Linked DNA regions of Homo sapiens: regions 2 and 3 are each linked to region 1. A link is a loop called in an ENCODE intact Hi-C map of the cell type or tissue named here. Cell type or tissue: psoas muscle. All regions are shown on one strand. Region 1 overlaps CDK19 (cyclin dependent kinase 19). Region 2 overlaps LOC105377940 (a long non-coding RNA gene). Region 3 has its middle 8.6 kb from the start of GTF3C6.

Region 1 (8,000 bases):
AAACTATGTATTTTAGAAGTGTAAGTTATAAAGATATGGGTTAGGTATAAAACCAAATAGCCCAAGTTTGCACTGACATAAAACTAAGGTTTACTATGGCCACATAGGATAAAATTACACTTTATTATGCTTAATTAATCAAATGTCAATTTCAGATTATTTTTCAAACCTATGATTATTTCCTTGAGAAATCTAATTTTTTTGAATATTTTTGTAGGTGCTTGATAATGGCAGTTTTGAAAATAATATTTTCTCAATATGGAATAAATTTCATTTAACCAACGTGTTTGAAAACCAGTTCATGTACTGTTACTTTCATTTACTCATCTAAAATTTGTTGAGTCTCTACTTTGTTAGGTCCTGTGCTAGATGATTTTATTAATATTCATATGGAAAGATAAGAGATACACCCTATCATGTAGTGATGGAAATCTGCCATAGCAAATTTAGAATAAAGTAGGGATTTTATCTGATGTTTGCACCCAGAAGATGAATAGTTAAGGAGTTCTTTTAGCGTCTGTGTATTCATGATATAATGAAAATAACTGCCAGCACTCATTTCTGCTGATTAATGCTCAAATTCTCAATTTCCTCTTCTTTCCAATAAGGCACACTTCCTAAGGAGCATCTTTTCTGACTTTCGTGACTAGGTTAGGTTTCCTACATATGCACTCTGTATTTTTCCTTAATAGCCTCACCATAACTGTAATTTAAAAATTGTCCATTTTGTCTCCTCTTCAGTTCCTTTTAGGCTGTAAAGTCCCCAAGGCTCTCAGTGCCTCAAATATGCTTGGCACTCAAATGTTTTCTAATGGTAGATTTTTAGACTTTTTTTTCCCATTGCTATCTGCTGGGTATTTTCCATCATGCTTCTGCCTCATTCCCATGTCCCAGGGCAAGGCTTCATGGGACGTAATGGGCAGAATTCTGTGCAGTGACGACTTAGAAGCCAATTCATGATGATTGCATATGGAGCATCCTGAAGGTAAAGGCCATACATACGCCAATTATGATACTCCCTTTTGCAGGGGAAAGCCCACTTGTCCTTAACTTGATCTTAGTCACCTGCCATATTTTTGGTTAAAATCTTTACAGTATAGTTTTAGCTTGAGCCTCAGGTCCTCCAAAATAAATTATTTACAGGAAAAATAGTTTTAGCCTTTGGGGTGAATAGCTTTGAATGGTCTATTTAGGAGTTTTAACTTTGAAGCCATCTAAAATTTCGAAGTAGGAGAGTTAACAATTTATCAGACTTTTTATCTTAGGAAGATATTCTGATGTCAATACATAGAGTATATTAGAAGAGATAGGAGATGGATTATCACTTAGCCAACATTTGTTGAAAATCTACATGTGTTTGGCTTGTGCAAGACAATGGAAATGTATAGATGGAAGACACAGTCCCTGCATCTTACAATCAGTTAGGGGGAGACAATTATACTATGTCATAACTTTATTTAATTAGCAGTGTGTTAAGGGTAATTCAGTATGGATGGGAACATAGAAGAGACACTTCAGAAGAAGAGTTTCAGGGAAGGCCTCTTAGAAGAAGTGATAAATGAGTTCTTTCTAAAAAGTAAGTAGGCATTTATCAGGCAAAGAAGATAGGAAATATGTTTCTGTACCTTTCTAGGCAGAGAGAAGAGCACCTGTGTATATACTAGTTAAGGGTTTATTTTAATTATTAAGGTGAGAATTAATGAATGATATTTAAGAAGCAGAGTATGTAGCACTTGGTGAGTGAACACTGGTTATAAGGTTTTCTTTTCTTTTTTTTTGAGACAGAGTTTCGCTGTGTCGCCCAGGCTGGAATGCAGTGGCACAATCTTGGCTCACTGCAACCTCTGCCTCCTAGGTTCAAGAGATTCTCCTGCCTCAGCCTCTTGGGTAGCTGGGACTACAGGCACAAGCCACCATGCCTGGTAATTTTTGTATTTTTAGTAGAGATGGGGTTTCGCCATGTTGGCCAGCCTGGTCTCTAACTCCTGACCTCAGGTGATCCACCTGCCTCAGCCTCCCAAAGTGCTGGGATTACAGGTGTGAGCCACTGTGCCTGGCTGATGATAAGGTTTTCAGCCTGCCTTGATGATTGGGAAATGTTGGCATCATTGCAGGTATAGTAAACACACTAGGAGGTAAAGTTGGGCAAGTGATACTCAGTTTTGGATCTGTGGATTTTGAGTTACAGTGGGATATTCTCTTGGTTGTATTGTATGATGCATCTTGGGAAATTGATGTCAGTTTAGGAGTGACATTAGGGCTAGAGATTGAGATTTGGGATTCTCCATAGAAGGAGCAGCTAAAGCTCAGGTCCATGGGTAAGATGTTAAGAAAAACTGTGGAATGGAGAAGGACAAGAAAACTAGGGACAGAATTTGGAGAATAAGTCGATACTTTTTTCTTTTAAGCCAGAATCTAAATAAGGAATTTTAGGTTAGTTTCACCCACGTCCCCCACCCCTTATTCCCCACCCCCCACCCCACCATTCTATTTCAAGGAGAGAAAAGGATAAATAAGAAGGACATAAACATTTGTTAGTAGTTGATTATCGAAATCCCAAGGGACTGAAAGACTGCCTAGGGTCTTATAGCAATGCAAAATCAACAACAACAACAAAAATAAATAAAGAAGACTACATAGAGTCAAATGCAAATTTCATTTTGTTTAACTGTCAAGGTAGGAAGGTTTTTGACAAGGAGGGTTGCAAGCAAAAGTTTACTTAATGAATCAGTAAATGAGTTAGAATACCCCTCAGAATTCCAGGTAATTAAGATTTTACTTTGTAAACTCTTTGTTTTAGTTTGTATCTGTTTCATTTTTCATATTTAAATTGTGTATATTCAGAGTGCCCTTGATTTATAAGAAGTATATCCAATTTTCTCATGGGATATGTTAATAAAAGATTAAGGCTGGGCATGGTGGCTCATGCCTGTATTCTCGGCACTTTGGGAGGCTGAGGCAGGTGGATCACCTGAGGTCAGGAATTTGAGACTAGCCTGGCCAAGGTGAAACCCCATCTCCACTAAAAAAAAAAAAAATACAAAAAATGAGCTAGACATGGTGGCATGTGTCTGTGATCCCAGCTACTCGGGAGGCTGAGGCAGGAGAATCACTTCAACCCGGGAAGTGGAGGTTGCAGTGAGCTGAGATCACGCCACTGTACTCCAGCCTGGCAACAGAGTGAGACTCTGTCTCCAAAAAAAAAAAAAAAAAAGATTAAATACTTATACTAAAAAAGAATAGGTATGCTCTCATAGTCAAGGAGATGTGAATTTCTTATTTATCGCAAAGCTTACTTGGTTTCAGATATCTCTCTTAGACCAAGTACATGCAGAATTTAAAAGTCAGAGAGAAAATGAAACCAGATTGTTGAAAAATGGGAAAGGAAATAACTTTCATATAGCCATTTTATTATTATAGAAACTACTAAGTGGGTGTTTCATGGACTTTGGCAAGGAAATGCTGTGGCATTTTCCAACTCAGCCTCACTCTCTAAGTATCTCTGATGTCAAAGCTAACCGGAGTGGTTAGCATTGAAATTTTCACTTAAGTACAACAATGACAACAGCCACTGTTTATCAAGAACAATGCCAGGCATTCTACCTGGATTATCCGATTTACTCTTCATAACATTCTTGCAAATAGTGGTGGTTAAAAATGATAATAAAAGCTATAATTTGTCAAATGCTTAATTCGTTCCAAGCATCGTGCTATGTACTTTTTTTTTTTTTTTTTTTTTTTGGAGACAGTCTTGCTCTGTTGCCCAGGCTGGAGTGCAGTGGCACCATCTTGACTCACTGCAACCTCCGCCTCCTGGGTTCAAGTGATTCTCCTGCCTCAGCCTCCCGAGTAGCTGGGACTACAGGCGCCCACCACCATGCCTGGCTAATTTTTGTATTTTTAGTAGAGATTGGGTTTCACCATATTGGCCAGGCTGGTCTCGAACTCCTGACCTCAGGTGATCCACCTGCCTTGGCCTCCCAGAGTGCCAGGATTAGAGGTGTGAGCCACCGTGCCTGGCCCACTGTGCTGTGTATTTAATCTATTTATATTAATTTATTCTTTGTGGAAACTGTTTATGTTTGTAAGTAGACATCTTATTCTTCTATGAGATTCAGAAGAGTTAAGCAACTTGCCTTATGTCTTAACTGCTGCTAGTAAGACAGGATTCAAACTCAGCCTCTGATTCTAAAACCTATATTTTTTGCATTTTACTTACTGCCTCACTGTCATTTCAACTGGGTGGCAAAGGGGAACATTGACCTCCCTGGAGCTTATGACTGGTAACCAGGAAGTGTCACTGAAGTAAAATGAAGCAGAAGATTTAGGGCCACCTTGAACCAGAGCTGTGTTAGTCTGTACAGACCCCTTTTCAGAGTATGAGTGCCACCTGCTGGAAGGTTATGATGAATCTCATGTGTTTATAAAGAGCAGCTTCCAAAAGGCCTGTCGTAGGTGTGAAAGTGTCAACTTTCAAATACTAATTCTTAATTTACAGTTTTAGGAGTATTGGAACATTTTGGAATTAGGCAAATCTCCTATTTGCCATAAAACACCCTACTTCATTTACCTTCAGTTCTTTGGGAAGGGGAAAGAGGTGTTAAGACATTTTAAAAAATGATACTCAGTGCTTTCTAAAATAAAGTCGGTGATACTGTTCTCACTGAGGGGAAAGATTGATGGTCAAATGAATCACACTGTTACTTAAAAGAGATCAAAAAAGAATAGAAAATTGGATTTACTTTGAGATAAGTGAGTAATTGAAGTATAAGAGGATCTTTCCATTCAGAATGCCCTTGAAAAAGGAGTCAGGGACCCATGAGGGCATCATAGACTTGGAGAACAGAAAGTGAAAAGGGAAGAAAGATGTATACATAAAAATACGAATGGATTCTGGAATTTTTAGTCTAGTACAGACTCTCTAAATTGAGTCAGGATCTAGAGAAAGTTTAGAATTCTAACTGTAGATTATTTTACATTTAGGACAGTGAAAAGTGGACACTTTAAAAATAGCTACTTACATGCTTTGAAAGGAGCTCAGATAAAATATTGGCATGTTCATTGAACATTCTTCATTAGGCTCCAGTGGGATCATGTTACTATGCTGTGAGTATCTGGCATGGAAGATGTTATCATATAATATGAGACACAGGAAAATAATGGTCTACTTAATTGCTGTTTAAGTATGATTACACGTATTTGTAGTTGTATGATGTCATGTTGAACAAACATTTGTTAGACAAGAGATTAAAGTCCGTTGGTAAAATCTGATTTTGCCAAGAGATGGGGAAAGTACAAGTATGGCCATCTCCTTTCACTGTGTCCCTTCTCAGATAACCATGTAAAAAGAAGCTGAGATAGTATGATAGTGTCTTATTTTGGTAGGTGGATTTCTGGAAAGTTCTGTCTTCTGGTGTGTGTATGTATTTGTTTTTAAATTATAAGAGTAATGCTCATTGAAGAAAACTTGTAAAATAGAAAAAATAGAAATATAAATTATGCATAATCTCACACCCAGAAATAACTATTGTTAATGTTTTGGCATATTTCTGTTTGTTTTTTGTTTTTTTGAGACAGAGTCTCACTCTGGTGCCCAGGCTGAAGTGCAGTGGTGCGATCTTGGCTCACTGCAACCTCTGTCTCCCGGGTTCAAGCGATTGTCCTGCCTTAGTCTCTCGAGTAGCTGGGACTACAGGCATGCGGTACCACGCTCGGCTGATTTTTGTATTTTTAGTAGAGACGGGGTTTCATCGTGTTGGCCAGGCCAGTCGTGAACTCCTGATCTCAAGACATCAAGTGATCTGCCTGCTTCGGCCTCCCAGACTGCTGGCATTACAGGTGTGAGCCACCACGCCCAGCCCATTTTCTGTTATTTATATCTCTTTATATTTTATTTTATTTTATTTATTTATTTATTTTGAGACAGAGTCTCACTCTGTTGCCCAGGCTGGAGTGCAGTGGGACGATCTCTGCTCACTGCAACTTCTGCTTCCCAGGTTCAAGTGATTCTCCTGCCTCAGCCTCCTGAGTAGCTGGGATTACAGGCATATACCACCACACGTGGCTAATTTTTGTATTTTTAGTAGGGACGGGGTTTTGCCATGTTGTCCAGGCTGGCCTCGAACTCCTGGCTTCAAGTGATCTGTCCACCTCGGCCTCCCAAAGTGCTGGGATAACAGGTGTGAGCCACTGCACCCAGCCTGTGGTCCTTTTACATTATATCACAACGTTATAGTCTTTCCTCGAGTAATTAAAATATTTTAGTATATATATTTGAGGCTACAATATGTGGCTATTTACCATAATTTACTTATCAGTTTTCTTATTATTGAACATTTAGGTTGTTTACTGTTGTTGTTCATTTGTTTCTTTCAGTAAACAACAGTAGGAAAGTTAACTTCTTTGTTTTTTTCAGTAAACAGAGGTAGTGAATACACTCTTGTGTGATGTTTATCTAGAGCCTAGCATTTTCTTAGTAAACTGGCCTTGGACATAACTACTAATAAGGTTAATATCTGCTTCACTTGTGTTCCCCTGTGTCCCCTGTTCCTTTGTGTTATTTTCTTTAGGATTTTGTAGCACTTATTGTGCTCACAGCCCTTTCAGGAAATACCCTCATAGCACTCCTTTGCTCTTCGAATTATACACCAGGTTAAAGATCCCATCCTGAGATATTCAGAGCTGTGTTGCTGCTCTTTACCTCAAGCCAGCACTCTTATTCTTCTGGTAGAGTAGGTGCTAATTTAAAGAAGTCTTCCTTTTTAAGCCTAAAGTAAATGGAGCTTGTGGAGGCTTAGCGTCCCTGGAATAATTATTTTAGATATTGTCTATTCAATTTGTTGAAAACAAAATCATTTAAAACACCTTTTGAAAAAGAATAACTTATGAAAGGGTAGCAAAGTTTTATTAGGTTACAGGCCATTACTGGTTATTTTGTGAGTAAGAACCGGTTGAGTAGATTTAATTTATTTGACAAATATTTATTGAATGCTTATTATGTGCTAGGTACCATTTTATGCATTGGAGATATAAAGTCAACAAATACCTTTGCCTTCATGGAGCTTATATGTTAGTGGAGAGAGACAGACAATAAATAACATATAAACAGTTTCATGTCCATTTAATAGCTTCATGTCAGACAATAAACAGCTTCTTGTCAGTTTAAGTGACATATTTCTGTACAATGAGTATTAAATGATTGTTTTCAAAAAAGGTAAAATTATGACTGTTATACAGGTATAAGATGAACACATTTTAATGATTTTATTTAACTTTCTTTTTTTAAAAAAATTTTTTATGTTTTTAGAGACAGTTTTGCTCTTGTTGCTCAGGCTGGAGTGCAATGGTGTGATCTTGGCTCACTGCAACCTCCGCCTCCCAGGTTCAAGGGATTCTCCTGCCTCGGCCTCCTGAGTAGCTAGGATTATAGGCACCCACCACCACGCCTGGCTAATTTTTGTATTTTAGTAGAGATGGTGTTTCACCATGTTGGCCAGTCTGGTCTCAAACTCCTGACCTCAGGTGATCTGCCCTCTTTGGCCTCCCCAAGTGCTGGGATTACAGGCATGAGCCACTGTACCTGGACTTTTTTTTTTTTTTAGAGACAGGGTCTCACTCTGTCACCCAGGCTGGAGGGCAGTGGTACGATCATAACTCACTGCAGCCTTGAACTCGTGGGCTCAAGCAGTCCTCGTACCTCAGCCTCCCTAGTAGCTGGGACTACAGGCCTGCACCACCATGCCTGGATAATTTAATTTAATTTATTTTTTTGTAGAGATAGGGCTCTTGCTGTGTGACCAGACTAGTCTCAAACTCCTGGCCTTGAGTGGTCCTCCTGCCTTGGCCTCCCAAAGTGCTGGAATTACAAGTGTGAGCCACTACATCCAGCTTATTTAACTTTTTGAATGAAGGAACCAAGCTGGTATTATAGCCCATTCAAAGGAGAAACTTTAAAACAGGTACGTGTACAGATCAGGAATATTGAAATGGATATGCAAATT
Region 2 (8,000 bases), 150 kb after region 1:
GCACTCTAAGTTTATGAGTTGACTTTAGCTTACGTAAGCAGTTTGATAGCCCTATAGTCCCCAAGTAGCCACTGGTCACATAGTCCTTGCATTTGTCATCAGGCAAGGCAATATAATATTCCATTTTCTTCACGTGCTCAAATTTGCTAAGCTAGTTCCTGATTGTGGGATACATGGGTTGGTTCATGCTTTTCCATATTACAAAAAGCACAGATCAAAATATTTTTGTTCAAGTTGCATCAACCCCACCTAATTTTTTCTCTTGTTTCTTCCTTTCTCGATTCTCTAACAGTTGGGCTCACATATTTTCCCACCGATAGACAAGAGATTACCAGAAAAGGGGTGAGGAATCCAGAGAGAATGTCTGCATAAGAAGGAGGGTGGAGATTTCTTACTGAACTAAAGGCTTCAAGAATTGGCAAATACCTGCTCAGTAAGTATCTCCTGCCAGGAAAAGAACCAGTCTCAGAGGTGGAGGCAGAGGGGAATCATTGGTTGGAGAGGAGGAATTTAGACTTGGGAAGCAAGGTCGTTCTAGAGATCAAGACTGTCTTTTCTTCAGTCTCTCATAGTGTAACCTGTGACTAATGCATTAGTCATACTGAGCACGTGGAAACTACACAATATACACTAGAAAAACATTTTAGTTCTCAAGAATAGCCTCAAAATCAGACAATGCCTGAAGTAATTGAGAGTGGGAAGCACATTGTGCAAGTGATTACTGCTCTCTGACATTTTAAACCACCAATAACTCAATTGTTTCCTGAATTCCCAGAGAGTCAGAGAACATGAAAAAACCTTCTTTGTCACTCAGTGGAGTAAATGTTAATCTCATACTTAAATCTTTTTCTTTTTCACATAAAAGTGTTCCTGGTATAAAGCCCAGAAAGAAGCTTAAGCATAGCACCCCCTGTATTGTTCATTTTCTTGTTCATACATAATGTTTACCTGGAAATTCTTTATTTCACACTTATTCTTAAAAGTAATTTTGCTGAGTCTCCAAACAACTGTTTTCAAAATTTTCTTCCATTTTTCTGACTTGGAATCACTAGAAATTAAAACTGTGCTTTTCTTAAAGCTCTATAAACTGAAGCTAGCAACTTAAACTTCGGGAGAAACAATAGCAACATATGTAATTAATATATATATATATACAACTTTTGTGCCTGCCTGATGATGTATGGACTTCTCAGAAAGTTCACTTGAACACCCGATTCGAGCCACAATCCAGAAAAATCTGTCAGGTTGCTACTGCAACCTGAAGATGCTTGAGAGACTCTAGAAAAACTAGTCTATCAACTGCTCCAGGACATTCACCTTTGCTTTCCTTCTGTTTCTGTAGAAATGCCTCCTATTAAAGATCTGTTTGCCTGCATCATATATAGTGGCCCACCCTGTCTGCAATGCCACCTCCTAGAATGAGACACAGCTGTTTAACTGATCTATTCTCAGGACTAAGAGACTGACTAAAGAAGATACGAGGATGATATATTTAAATTTGCTCTTTTCTGTTCCTTCCAATTTGTCTTTCCATTTCTTTGTCTATCTCTAACAAGCTCTAAAACAAATTTCTCCAAAGCTATCTGCTTGTCTTTTAATATGTGAATTTTTTTAAGTTTCAAAGTGATGACTGAAATATTTCACCCCAAAATATGGCTCCCTGGTATAGTGAGTATGTTGAATTCAACACCCTTAGAGATCAACAAGCACTAGAAGAGGCTTTTCCCACCTACATAAAGATAGGAATGATCCACCGAGGAGAACAATTGCTCTTGTTCTCCTCCGTTATCTCATTATCCATTACAGGAAAGAAGACCAAGAATGTAACCACACCTGAACGGAACCTTTTTGAGATAATGACTGTCTCTAAGGATCATTTACATTCCAAGAACTACTTACAAGTTAATTTCTGCTCCCTGATCCAACCATTTTCCCTGGTGATCATTTATTGCCCCTCAATACAATTATTCTCCTCCCCATTCCCATAACCCATTCTATCCGGATTCAAGCCCCCATTCTTTCTGTAACCTCAAGATAGCAGGTAAGCTGCTGTACCACATTGAGAAGTTGGGTCTTCATTCTGAAGGTTCCCATGTGTACACACTAAATAAGTTTGTATACCTTTTCCCCTATTTATTATTATTATTTTTGAGACGGAGACTCCCTCTGTAGCCTAGGCTGGAGTGCAATGGCGTGATCTTGGCTCAGTGCAACCTCCACCTCCCAGGTTCAAGCGATTCTCCTGCCTCAGCCTCCTGAGTAGCTGGGATTACAGGTGCCCACCACACCTGGTGAATTTGTATATTTTTAGTAGAGATGGTGTTTCACCAAGTTGGCCAGGCTGGTATCGAACTCCTTACCTCAAATGATCCACCTGCCTCAGACTCCCATAGTGCTGGGATTACAGGCGAGCACCACCGTGCCTGGCCATCTATTCCCCTATTTTTTTTTTAAAGTAGTTTTGCTGCACATGCAATTCTCATTTATTTTCGCTTATCACTTTGAAGATATTGTTCCACAATTGTCTAGTTTCTGTTGCTGTATAAAGGTATGTTGCTAATAATTTTTGTAGATGATCTGTCATTTTTCTGCTTTAAGATCTTTCTGAGTTTAGCATTCTGCAATTTTATTACTATCTTTTGCAGACTGGGTGTGGATTTTAAAAGCTTTATCTTGCATGGTATATGGTGTGCATCTGTAACTGCCCAGTAAGTTCTTCTTGCCTGCTGCCCAGATAGAGCCAATTTATCAAGACAGGAGAACTGCAATGGAGAAAGAGTTTAATTCGTGCAGAGTTGGCTGAATGGAAGAGTTTAATACACATAGAGCAGGCTAAATGGAAGACTGAAGCTTTATTATTACTCACATTAGCCTCCCTGAAACACAGTCTTGCAGGCAGGGGGCTAGGGAATGGGGAGTGCTGATTGGTTGGGTTGAGGATGAAATCACAGGGAGTCCAGGCTGTCCTCTTGCTCTGAGTCAGCTCCTGGATGGTGGCCACAAGACCAGAGGAGCCAGTTTACTGGTCTGGGTGGCGCCACTGGATCCATCAGAGTGCAGAGTCTGAAAAATATTCCAAACACCAATCTTAGATGTTATTCACAAAAGCAATTAGAAGGTTAGGAATCTGGTGCCCTCTGGCTGTATAACTCCTAAGCCATAATTTCTAATCTTGTGGTTAATCTGTTAGTTTTACAGAGGCAGTTTGGTCCCCACACAAGGAGGAGGTTTGTTTCAGGGAGGGGCTGTTATCGTCTTTGTTTCAAACTATAAACTAAATTCCTCCCAAAGTTAGTTCAGCCTATGCCCAGGAAGGAAGAGGGGCAGGTTGGAGGTTAAACGCAGGATGGAGTCAGTTAGGTCAGATCTCTTTCACTGTCATAACTTTCTCACTGTTGTAATTTTTGCAAGGGTAGTTTAACTTTCTATATCTGGGAACTCATCTCTTATCAGTTCTGGAAATTCTCTTTTATTATCTTTTTTAATATTGGTTTTTCATCTATTTTCTCTAGTCTTTTCTGCCACTCCTATTATATTAAATCTTATTCTATCCTCTATGTCTTGACCCCTCTTTGATGTTCTATCTTCCTGTCTCTTTGTGTTATATTCCAGGTAATTTCTTCAGATATATTAGTTAAATAATTCTCTTTTCAGTTGTTTCTTATATACTGTTTAATTTGGTCATTGAGTTTTTAATGTCAACAACTATATTTTTCATTTATAAATGTTTTACTTGGCTCTTTTTCAAATCTGCCTGGTCATATTTCATAGTATCTGGGTTACTTCCATACATTTATGATCTCATCTTGGATTTCTTTAAATATTTCCTATACAACACTTGGTATGCATGATTTTGCATTTAAAATGCACTATTTTGCATTTAATAATTCTAATACCAAAGTCTTGGGAGTGTAAATTTATTGTTTATTATTTTTGCTTTCTTTTCCATATGCTGGCTTATTCTCTTGCTGTTTGGTGGTGGTCTTTGATCCTGAACACATTGTGCTTGATCACTGGGAGTCTTGGGGTCCTAAGTTGAAGTTATGTACTCCAGAAGAGGTTGTCACTTGCTTCTTCCATGGCCCAGAGGACTGGTTGAGCCTCCTTCAGGGGTCATGGTTTACAGTGGGAGACCTGAAGTTGACTTTTGCACCTTGTAATGGGCTTGGGGCTTAGTGTCAGATTTTGTCCCACACTTACCTTTTAGCTCTTTCCTGGATTTCAGCTCACTGCCATTGTTTCTTTGCTTGGAGAGTTTGTTTGCCATTGCTGCAAGCCCAGCTGCGCATTAAAAAACATGTTGTATCCAGAATGTAGTAGAATTATAGCAGGAGGCCTTCAAAGGATCAGTTTTGTCAGAATAGTGAGAATGGATGGTGTGTGTTCGTAATGTTCAAGGCATATGAACACAACTGCAAGAATTAGACAGGCACAAGTAGGTGTAGCCCACACTTCAAAATTTTAGAAACAATAAGACATAGACATAGGAAAGAACTAGAGCACATTTCAAAGCTCTATCTCTCTTTCTCTGTCTGCATCTGTCTATCTATGTCTATATCTACAGCTGTATCATCTAAATGTCCTCACATGTAATACAAAGGTAGAGATGGGTGAAGAACTGATACCCAGAGTAAGTGTAGGATTTCCTTTAAGGGCCTGAAGCTGGTACTCAGGGTGGAGGAAACAGCATGAACAGAGGCACTAGGAGGGAATAAGTATGGGATCATCTCTGTGTCTCTGTTTATAACAAGGGCCTTGCCTCACTGTTATCCTTCTGGCTTCATAATTGCAGAATTTAGCTAGTAATTTTGTATACAAATATCCCTTTTGAGAGTCCCCTATAATTTCCTTATTTACAATATGGATGCCCATTAAAGTCCTCATAGTCTTATCAGGTGGCTTTTACATGTGGACAATGTAAGGACTGTATTATTTACTCCTTTGATGATCATGGTAGCTAGGGTGCTGAAATCAATCAAGCAACAGCATCTCAGAGAGATGCACCTTGTTTCCTACTTTTGCATGCAAAGTTGCTGTTTTTTCCTTTCATTGTCCACTTATTGAGGTGGGGTTTGAGAGTTCTGGTTTCTGTCTTTTAACACTAAAATCACCGCTGACTTGTCCATCAAGTCAGCAAAGTCTTTCCTTGGTACAGCAAAGTCTGTCTGGCTCAACCTCCATCTGGGCCTGTGGCATTCTACTGAACTTTGTAGTTTTCTCTATTCTTCAAAACAAAACTATCTGAAACAGGGTCTACTTCTGGGTTGTAAATTAGTTGTAGAAAATCTGGGCTCTGAACAAAAACCACATTTGAAAGCACATGTCTTCTCTTTTATTGGCTTTTGCTCTAAAAAGCAAAGGCTGAAAAACAGCTGTTAGCTGTTTATAGAGTATTTTTTATTTAAGTGTTAGACAATAGCTGTTTTCTTCTCCACTTACAATGGCACATTTTTTCTCAGGCCAGTTAAGTCCTCTCTCGGTGTGGCCCTGGGTATTTGTATGCACCTCCTCCCTTTCCCTAGGTTTCTCAGGAGACTAAGGGTTGTTGTTTTTTTCTTCCTTTCTTCAGTTTCTGGTTTTTGGTTTTGAATTCAGACTTTGGTCTCTCAGAATAGATGGCTGAATTTAGTCCCAGGCCAGAATCCTTCTGGGCCAACTCTACACAGGTATTCACAGAAGACACTCTAGAGGAAGCTTCTATAGGTGCAAAGTGTTGATGGTTTGTGGCTAGATGGCATGGGCAGAATTAGATATAGACGTAGTTATTGCTCTCTATTCTCGAGCCCTGAACATCGTTGGTTTGCTTTCCTCTATTAGGAATTCAGAAGATAGTGCTTTCCAATCCCCTCATCCTGGAACGTGCTCTGAGGACACTGCCATTGCTCATTATCCTCATGGTCCCAAGCAAGCAAGATCAGCAGGGCTCAGGGACATATTGCACATGAGTGAAAACACTCCCTAGCCTGCAAAAGGAACCAGCCAAAATGTTTTTCAGCACTCTTGTGCTGTGTGCTGCCATAGCAATTCCTACTATATAAGACAATGGTAACACCATCAAGTTACATGTTATACCAGGTTTTCCTGGGATTTTATTTGCCTGCAGTCTGCCTCCTTTTAATCAATTTCTGTTCTTTCAGATCATCAACTTGTATTGATTTACATATGGGGGAATAGTCTAACCTGTGATTTCTGGAAAAGACAGCTTCTTATACCTCACTAAGAAGACACAGGGGCTGGTTATATCTCCCTGAGATCTTAGACATTCAAATCCTGCCTAACGAACATGAGCCCCTTCATTTACCCATCCATCACACCATGGGCTGGGCCACCTCTAAACCAGTTTCTAGGACTTGGGAATTTTTTTTGTTTTTTTAGACAAGGACTCACTCTGCCATCCAGGCTGAAGTGCAGTGTCACAATCACAGCTCACAGCTCACTGCAGCCTCTAGCTCCCCAGGCTCAGGTGACCCTCCCACATCAGCTTCCCAAGTAGCTCAGGTGACAGGAATGCACCACCACACCCAGGTAATTTTTGTATTTTTAGTAGAGATGGGGTTTCGCCATGTTGCCCAAGCTTGTCTCAAACTCCTGGGTTCAAGCGATCCTCCCACCTCAGCCTCCAAAAGTGCTGGGATTACAGGCGTGAGCCACCACACCTGATGAACTTGGGAATTCTTACAAGGTGACACCAGGGAAGCACTGCAAGCTTGTTAGAAACTGCCTTTGCAAAACTTATAATGGTGAGAAAATTATGACAGTGAAAGAGATCTGACCTGACCAACTTCGTCTTGCCTTTAACCTCCAAACTGCCCTGGTCATTCCTGGGCATGGGCCAAGCTAACTTTGGGAGAATTTTAGTTTATAGTTTAAATGATAATAACTCTTCCCAAAATGAAACTGCCTTTATAAAACTAATAAAAGTTCACAAGTTTAGGATTATGAGAGGGATTTGAATTCTGCTAAGATGTAGGCATAAAGGATTATCAGCCATCATTCCAGAGGTCACCAGATTTGTAACTTCCCCAATTACTCCTATAAATAACCTCACTATTGTAGCCCTTTTGAGATGTTTTTCCAGACTTTTGTATTTCTGATGACTGGATGACTCCACCTGGACCCGAGACTCATGACTCACCCAGTCCTGTGGCCCCACCCAGAAGTGGACTCAGAGCAAGAGGACCATTTTCCACACCCCAATGAGTGCATCCCCAACCAATCAGCAGCACCTGTTCCCTAGCCCCCTGACCACCAAACTCTCCTTGAGAAACCGTAGCCTCCAAATTTTCTGGGAGGCTGATTTGAGTAATAATAAAACTTTGGTCTCCTATGTAGCTGGCTCTATGTGTATTAAACTCTTCCTCTATTGCAATTCCCCTGCCTTGGTAAGTCGGCTTTATCTGGGCAGTGGGCAAGAAGAATTCACTGGGTGTTACATGTTGAAATAAATATATACCTGGATAACAGACAAGCTTTGTACCCTTCACAGAGACTCTAGGAATTTGCAAATCTATAGTGACAATGCCACCTCCAATCCCCCAACAACCCTCCCCAAAGTACTCCTCCGTCTTATTCTGCATCACACATAACTAAACACATTTTGCTCTTATTTAATAAGGGAAAAACACATTGTGATTGTTGCTTTTAGAATAGTTGGTCCAAATTAGATAATTAGAAAAATAGTTCCCATAGATGTAACTCAAAACAGTAGGTTTGTATGACACTATTTCAAAAACAAGTTTTGTGGTTAAAATAATACCTCCCTTTGGGAGATAAGAGTTTTGGCATATTAAAGGCTCCAAGAAGTCCTGTGACAAAGACATTTTGTGGAACTCTGTTTTCACAGGACATCTATTAACCTCTCTCAGTACAGTCATGAGGAAAACATGTCCTGAAATCTGTCTTGAAGTTCAAATTTTCAGCATCCTCAGGCATATTCACCCACCGGGAATCCTGGTTTCAGCTGCCCCATCCTGCTGCTGCCCTCTCTCCACTGATCCTCA
Region 3 (8,000 bases), 270 kb before region 1:
TAGCATATAATGAACAATGAGGATGACCAGAGGTCACTCTCGTCACCATCTTGGTTTTGGTGGGTTTTGGCCAGCTTCTTTACTTCATCTTGTTTTATCCACAAGGTCTTTATGACCTGTATCTCGTGCTGACCTCCTATCTCATCCTGTGACTTAGAATGCCTAACCTCATGGGAATGCAGCCCAGTAGGTCTCAGTCTTATTTTACCCAGCCCCTATTAAAGATGGAGTTGCTCTAGTTCAAACGCCTCTGACATATTCCCCCACCCTTTTACAAGGGAACCCTTAATCCTAAGGGTTGTAGAGGGATGAAGATCCATTTTCTGTCACTTTTTCAGGATGAATAGGGGCAATTATATTCCTGCCTAACTATGAGGGGCTCTTGTATTCAGAGTAGAGAGGAGCTTAGTCAGAAAGCATCAGTATGGTGAGGGCCACTCATAACTCTTGAGTTCTGACAAAAGGTGATATAGTTTCCAAATTCTAGAGAAAACAGGTAGAGAGAGACTAATATGCTCCAAAGTTTGTTCACAGGAATATACTTTACTCAATTTTTAAAAGCTATAAATAGCTCAAAGGAAAAGTTTTCTTGATTCCAAAGTCAGCCAATTGTGGTGCTTCGGTCTATTTCCTTTGGGTTGGGAGTCTCCTCAGTTTAGTTGCTTCATGGTTTGCCAGGAAGATGTTACTGGAAAGGGGTCCTGATCCAGACCCCAAGAGAGGGTTGTTGGACCTCACACAAGAAAGAAGTTGGGGAGAGTCCATTGAGAAAAGTGAAAGCAAGTTTATTAAGAAAGTAAAGGAATAAAGAAGGGCTACTCCATAGGCAGAGCAGCCAGGAGTTTCTTTTTGGGTGATGAAAATGTTCTGAAATTAATGGCAATGGTTGCACAGTTCTGTTAATGTACCAAAAAAAAAAAAAAAAACCAACTGTATATTTTTAAAGGGTGATTTTTATGGTATATGAATTATATCTTGATAAAGCTGTTTTTTTCCTTTTGTTTTTTGTTTAAAAAAAGAATAGAAACACTTTTAAACTGAACAGAGCAGAGGAAATTTGCTTGGGGCGATCAAGGAAAAATCTTTGAAAGCTAGATAAGGGCTAGAACCATGGTGGCTGCATAGAAATATAATTTGGCTCTGGATCCAAAAAAGATGGCTTAAGGACCCATGGCTGAGAGGAAGAAAAGTTGGAAAGGGTCAAGTGTTATTAGTTTGCTTTAACTGAACCCACTTTAAGCCTTGTCTACTGAAACTAAGGCTGCTGAGGCAGAAATAATTTGAAAAACATTTATTGGAAGCCAAATGTGAGGATTGAACTGGGAAGACACACCAACCAGAGTTAGGAGTGTTCTGGAGTCTGTTACAAGTTACTGGAACAGGCTTTTAAAAGGACGGCCTTTTTTAGGAGAAGGGAGGAGAAGGAGAGGGAGGGAAGGAGAAGGGAGGAGTACTCCTTATACCAAAGTTATTGGAGCGTACAGACAGTACAGAAGTTACAGTCATTGGCTACAGATTGCAACATGCAGGATAAAATGTCTGTGTGCAAGACAATCAGTAAAACTTCATGATCAGAAGTCAGTGTCCTTTCCATTGTCAGTAAGTTATGCATTAATCAGTATGTCAACAATTTGAAGAGCGCACAGATTCTTTACTCAGGGATAGGATGTTGCCATGAGTCACAAGACCTCCCCAAGGCAAGTTAATTTGGAAGCCAGTTTACTTTAAAAGTAAACTACCAAGTGTGACATATAGGTTATCAGCCTCATGATAGTCTCAAAAGATAACTATTATCAAGAATGACATTTAATGAATTATCAAGATTATTTAACAATTAACTAGCAGGGCACAACGACTCAGCCATGCTGGGGTAGGGTCCTGGGAAAGTTGGATCATGGGGAGGCCTGGAGTGAGCTAAAGGCTTGCGGTGGTTGCTTGTTACTGGCTGATACGGGAAAAATGTCTCTAATTTAACAACTGGTATGTTTTTAATCAGTGCATACAAGCTAAATATCAGCCCTCATTAGTCTAACTTCCATTTTACACTTTGGGAAACTGACACTTAGAAAATTAGGAAACTTGGCCGGGAGCGATGGCTCACACTTGTAATTCCAGCACTTTGGGAGGCCGAGGCGGGTGGATCACAAGGTCAAGAGATCGAGACCTTCCTGGCCAACATGGTGAAACCCCATCTCTACTAAAAATACAAAAATTAGGCTGGGCACGGTGGCTCACGCCTGTAATCCCAGCACTTTGGGAGGCTGAGGCGGGCAGATCATGAGGTCAGGAGATCAAGACCATCCTGGCTAACATGGTGAAACCCTGTCTCTACTAAAAATATAAAAAATTAGCCGGGCATGGTGGTGGATGCCTGTAGTCCCAGCTGAGGCAGGAGAATGGCATGAACCCGGGAGGCGGAGCTTGTAGTGAGCCGAGATCGTGCCACTGCACTCCAGCCTGGGTGACAGAGCAAGACTCCATCTCAAAAAAAAAAAAAAAAAAAAGCAAAAATTAGCTGGGCGTTGTGGCATGCGCCTGTAGTCCCAGCCGGGAGGCTGAGGCAGGAGAATCACTTGAACCCAGGAGGCGGAGGTTGCAGTGAGCCAAGATCATGCCACTGCAGTCCAGCCTGGCGACAGAGCGAGATTCCGTCTCAAAAAAGAAAGAAAGAAAATTAGGAAACTTATCTGACTTACTACACTCTATTGTCTTTTCTGGGAAAGCAGGTAGAGATGCCAACCTCTGCATCAGGCTAGTTAAGAGTCAACAGAATGAGATTGAGCATCCAGCCTTAATAGAGTTGAAGAGGAGTTAAAGAGCTAGGGAGCTGCACACCTGATTAAACTGGGTCAGCCACATCATTCTATGGTAAGACTTTAATGACATTAGGATCAATAACCCTTGTTCTGTAAACACATCTATTGCTATGTTCTTCATCTCTTTCTGCTTTGTTTTTCACTGTATTTCCTGGGGTGTGAACTGCAACCACAAACTTTGATATTTAAGAAAAACCGTGTTTCCTTATTTTCCTTAAATTAAGCTTGACTCTGAGCCCCTGTCACATCAAGCTGGCAGGAAAATTTAATCTCAATTTCCTCTCCTTTACACTCCCAGATCAGGCATAGTATTTGAAGAGGCCTCTCCAGTCTTTAATCCATATTGGTTACTACTGAGATTCCCATGGTTCTTGAAGCCACACAGACCCTTCAATTTCAGGCACTATGTTTCAGTAAAGCATGGGAATCCCTGCTGTTTGGAAACCCTGAAGTTTAGAGCAGGCCTTTCTGAGGCTAGCCTCTTAGGTCTTGGCACTACTTCAGGACACTGCTGGGAGAGAAGAGACACACCAGTCCTTTCCCAGCCTAAGGAAATCTCCATCTCCTCCTGTAGTTTTTATTTTTTGTTTTAGATACAGGGTCTTGCTCTGTTGCCCAGGCTGTAGTGCAGTGGGGTGATCACAGCTCACTGGAACTCCTGGGCTCAAGCAATCCTTCTGTCTCAGGCTCCTTAGTAGCTGGGACTACAGGCATGCATCACCATGCCTGGCTAATTCTTCAGTTTTTTTTTTTTAATATTTATTTATTTATTTATTTATTTAGAGACAGAGTCTTGCTCTGTTACCCAGGCTGGAGTGCAATGGCACAATCTCAACTCACTGCAACCTCTGCCTCCTGGGTTCAAGTGATTCTCCTACCTCAGCCCCCCAAGTAGCTGGGATTACAGGCATCAGCCAATAGGCCTGGCTAATTTTTTGTATTTTTAGTGGAGATGGCGTTTCACCATGTTGTCCAGGCTGGTCTCGAACGCCTGACCTCAAGTGATCCACCTGCCTCAGCCTCCCAAAGTGCTGGTATTATAGGCATGAACCACCACACCCAGCCAGCTTTCCATTCTTTTAAACATCACAGATAAAGAAATACAAACTGCCTACCTGCCTGCTTGGAAGGGATAAAGGGGGAGAATGTAGGGTATTAGTGTCTCCATAAATTACCCTGCCATATCAGTAAAAGCCTTTGAATCGCTTCAACCAGGGAGTTGGAGGTGGCAGTGAGCTGAGATTGTACCACTGCACTCCAGCCTGGCGACAAAGTGAGATTCCGTCTCAAAAAAAAAAAAAAAGAATCATGAAAAATTTCAGAAATATGATTTCTGAAAAATCAAGTGTTGTGCTCTATATTTAAAAGCCTGCCACTAGGAGGAGACAAATGAATTAAAAATTGTTTAACCTGTTCTTTTAGAACACATTTTCTTTTTTTTATTTGTTTTTGAATTTTTTTTTTTTTAGAGACAGGAGGTCGCTTTGTCCCCCAGGCTAGAGTGCAGAAACGCTATCATAATTCACTGCAGCCTTGATATCCAGGGCTTAAGCGATCTTCCCACCTCAGCCTCCACAGTATCTGGGACTACAGGCTCATGCCACCATGCCCGGCTAATTTAAAAAATTTTTTTGTAGAGATGGAGTCTCACTATGCTGCCCAAGCTGGTCTTGAGCTCCTGAGATCCAGCAATCCTCCTGCCTCAGCCTCCCAAAGCACTGGGATTACAACTGTGTGCCACCTCACTTTGTCTTAAAAATCAACATTTTACACTTACGTAGTAGTTTATATTCCATTTAAGGACAATACGAGCTTTTAAAAATGTATCTTATTCTGTTTTAGATTGAAAACTAAATGTTAATCGACTGGTTCTCAAACTTCAGCTGTATCAGAATCAGCTGGAGGGCTAATTAAAATGCAGACTGCTCAAGCCCCACCCCCAGAGTTTCTGATTCAGCAGGTTTGATATAGGAGAGGACAGAAAATATGCCTTTTTTTTTTTTTTTTTTGAGACAGGGTCTCACTCTGTCACCCAGGCTGGAGTGCAGTGGTGCGATCTCTACTCACTGCAACCTCCATTCCCTGGGTTCAAGTGATCCTCCCACCTCAGCCTCCTGAGTAGCCATGCATCACCATGCCTGGCTATTTTTTTTGTATTTTTAGTAGAGACATGTTGCCCAGGCTTGTCTCCTGAGCCCAAGCAATCCGCCGGCGTCAACCTCCCAAAGTGCTGGGATTACAGGCGTGAGCCACTGCGCTCGGCCGAACATACGCCTTTCTAACAAGGTCTCAGGTGATTCTGATGCCCTGGTCTAAGGAACACGCTTTGAGAACCACTGTGCTAGATGACAGTAGACGTCAACACCACCTGCCAACAATCAGATTCAATTAAATATTGAGAACACACTAAGTAAAGTATTCCAGTTTGCTAGAAAGTAATGTAGTGTTAGAAATAAGACTGGAATTACCGTCTTTGAAGGCCTTGAATTCAAAAGAAAGCACTTGGCTGGCGTGGTGGTTCACGTCTGTAATCCCAGCACTTTGGGAGGTTGTGGCAGCGGATCACCTGAGGTCAGGAGTTCTAGACCAGCCTTGACCAACATGGTGAAACCCTGTCTCTACTAAAAATACAAAATTAGCTGGGCGGGGTGGTGCATACCTGTAATCCCAGCTATTTGGGAAGCTGAGGCAGGAGAATCGCTTGAATCTGGGAGGCGGAGGTTGCAGTGAGTGCAGGTTTTGTTTTTTTTTTTTCTTTTTTTTTCTGAGACAGAGTTTTGCTCTGTCACCCAGGCTGGAGTGCAATGGCATGATCTCAGCTCACTGCAACCTCCTCCCCCTCCCAGGTTCAAGCAATTCTCCTGCCTCAGCCTCCCGAGTAGCTGGGAGTACAGGCCCTGCCACCATGCCCGGCTAATCTTTGTATTTTTAGTAGAGATGGGGTTTCACCATGTTGGCCAGGCTGGTCTTGAACTCCTGACCTCAAGTGATCCACCCGCCTCAGTCTCCCAAAGTGCTGGGATAACAGGTATGAGCCACTGCACCCATCCCATTCCTTTTATGTTAAAGCAAAAATAGATGGAGAAGATTGCAAAATCTGCATAACTTTTTTTTTTTTTTCTTTCTTGAGACAGTGTCTCACTCTGTCACCCAGGCTGGAGGGCAGTGGCACTATCTCGGCTCACTACAACCTCTGCCTCCCGGGTTCAAGTGATTCTCCTGCCTCAGCCTATCGAGTAGCTGGGACTACAGGCGCCCACCACACCCAGCTATTTTTAGTGGAGATGGGGTTTCACCATGTTGGCCAGGCTGGTCTCGAACTCCTGACCTCAGGTTATCCACTCACCTCAGCCTCCTAAAGTGCTGGGATTATAGGCATGAGCCACTGCACCTGGCCAAATATAATTTTTTTTTAAAGTTCCAGTTCCAGAGTCATCTTTATTTAAAAAAAAAAAAAAAGTTGAAGCTTTTCCTAAAGCATGGTCCTAAGGTTCAGATAGGTGGGTTCTTTAAGGGAAGGGGTAGGAGGTCGTGGTAGAAAGGAAATATAAGGCTGGGCTTGGTGGCCCACGCCTGTAATCACAGCCCTTTGGGAGGCCAAAGTGGAAGAATCACTTGAGCCCAGGAGTTCAAAACCAGCCTGGGTAGCATAGTCCCGATCTCTACAAAAAATTAAAAAAATAGCTGGATGTGGTGGCACACACCTGTGGTCCCATCTACTTGGAAGGGTGAAGCAGGAGGATCATTAAAGCCTGGGACATTGAGGCTGCAGTGAGCTGTGATGGCACCCACGCACTCCAGCCTAGGTGACAGAGCAAGACCCTGTCTCCAAAAAAAGAGAAAAAAGAAAAAAATATATATCAATATGGAAAAACAAATTTGGACATTTAAATATTGACTTAAGGCCGAGTGCGGTGGCTCACGCCTGTAATCCCAGCACTTTGGGAGGCCCAGGCAGACAGATCATCTGAGGTCAGGAGTTCAAGACCAGGCTGGCCAACATGGCGAAACCCTGTCTCTACTAAAAATACAAAAATTAGCTGGGTGTGGTGGCGAGTACCTGTAATCCCAGCTACTTGGGAGGCTGAGGCAGGCGAATGGCTTGAACCTGGGAGGCAGAGTTTGCAGTGAGCCGAGATTTGCGCCTCTGCACTCCAGCATGGGCAACAGAGCAAGACTCTAAATACATGAACAAATAAATAAAAGTAAATAAATATTATTGACCTAAAAGCAAAAGTTTAGAGGTGTTCCAAAATTTAACTTAATGTGATAACCAAAGGTGGCCGATCGATGGCCTTGAGGGAAACCATAAGCATTTGAGGACTGTCAGTGGAAGGGTAATTTGGCAGCTGTGGGTCTAGGGCAGCTTGACTCAGGAAACTTTTCTGTGGTCCAGGTACGGGGAGATGAGACCCTGGATGAGGGCAGTGACTGAGGAAGATAAAGGGAAAGATCAGAGACATTCCACTTATAAATCATAAGACTTGGGTGACTGCCTAAATGAGGAGGAAAAAAATCTCCAGTTATGAGCCTGAGAGTCAGTTCAGAAATATGGTACTGGCAACATGAGGTAGCTTGCCCCAGTTGCTCTGTCCAAACAGATAAAAGGATGATTAACCAGACCAGTGGTTCTCAAGTGTGGTCCCCAGATCAGTGTAGTCAGCATTACCTGGGATTTTGTTAGAAATGCAAATTCGCAGGCTATACCCCAGATGACTAAATCAGAAATGCTGGGAAGGGGTCCTACAACTTGTGATTTAAGCTCTCCAGATGATTCTGATGCATATTATTATTATTACTTTGAGTCAGGGTCTTGCTCTGACACCAAGGCTGGTGTGCAGTGGTGTGATCACAGCTTACTGCAGCCTTGACCTCCTGTGTTCAAGTGATCCTTCCACCTCAGCCTCTTGAGTAGCTGGAACTACAGGCACACATCACCATGCCCAGCTAGTTTTTGCATTTTTAGTAGAGATGGGTTTCGCCATGTTGGCCAGGTTCTGATGCACATTTAATTTTGAAAACTGAACTAAGCCAGTCAAATTTTTTTCTTTTTTCTTTTTTTTTTTAGATGGAGTCTCTCTCACTCTGTCATCCAGGCTGGAGTACAGTGGTATGATCTTGGCTCACTGCAACCTCCACCTCCCAGATTCAAGTGATTCTTCTGCCTCAGCCTCTCGAGTAGTT

The links. Hi-C counts contacts between places; a loop is a spot of excess contacts. Peaks named below come from ENCODE experiments on the same cell type or tissue, not always from the same donor. Only the 100,000 strongest peaks of a DNase experiment are listed, where the experiment ranks them.
Region 2: it touches region 1 in a loop (2.2-fold over the local background); 60 of 110 quality-filtered maps call a loop at or near these places.
Region 3: a loop joins it to region 1, with 8 times the contacts of the local background. A loop is called at or near these places in 102 of 110 quality-filtered maps.

Annotation. Positions count from the first base shown.
Region 1 is chr6:110,678,916-110,686,915 of GRCh38, reverse strand. The region is part of intron 2 of CDK19 (cyclin dependent kinase 19); the gene reads left to right. Among named protein-coding and RNA genes, the nearest start is that of CDK19, 130 kb to the left of the region's middle. In psoas muscle, a CTCF peak has its summit at 4,398 (motif pointing left); no DNase peak of the experiment used is centred here; H3K27ac peaks cover 907 bases.
Region 2 is chr6:110,530,009-110,538,008 of GRCh38, reverse strand. It overlaps LOC105377940 (a long non-coding RNA gene), which reads left to right. Exons shown (of 7, transcript XR_007059703.1): 6 at 293-433; 7 at 7,067-7,327. Among named protein-coding and RNA genes, the nearest start is that of SLC22A16, 57 kb to the right of the region's middle. In psoas muscle, no CTCF peak of the experiment used is centred here; no DNase peak of the experiment used is centred here.
Region 3 is chr6:110,946,081-110,954,080 of GRCh38, reverse strand. No RefSeq gene overlaps it. Among named protein-coding and RNA genes, the nearest start is that of GTF3C6, 8.6 kb to the left of the region's middle. RefSeq lists a silencer at 3,861-4,155. In psoas muscle, a CTCF peak has its summit at 4,187 (motif pointing right); no DNase peak of the experiment used is centred here.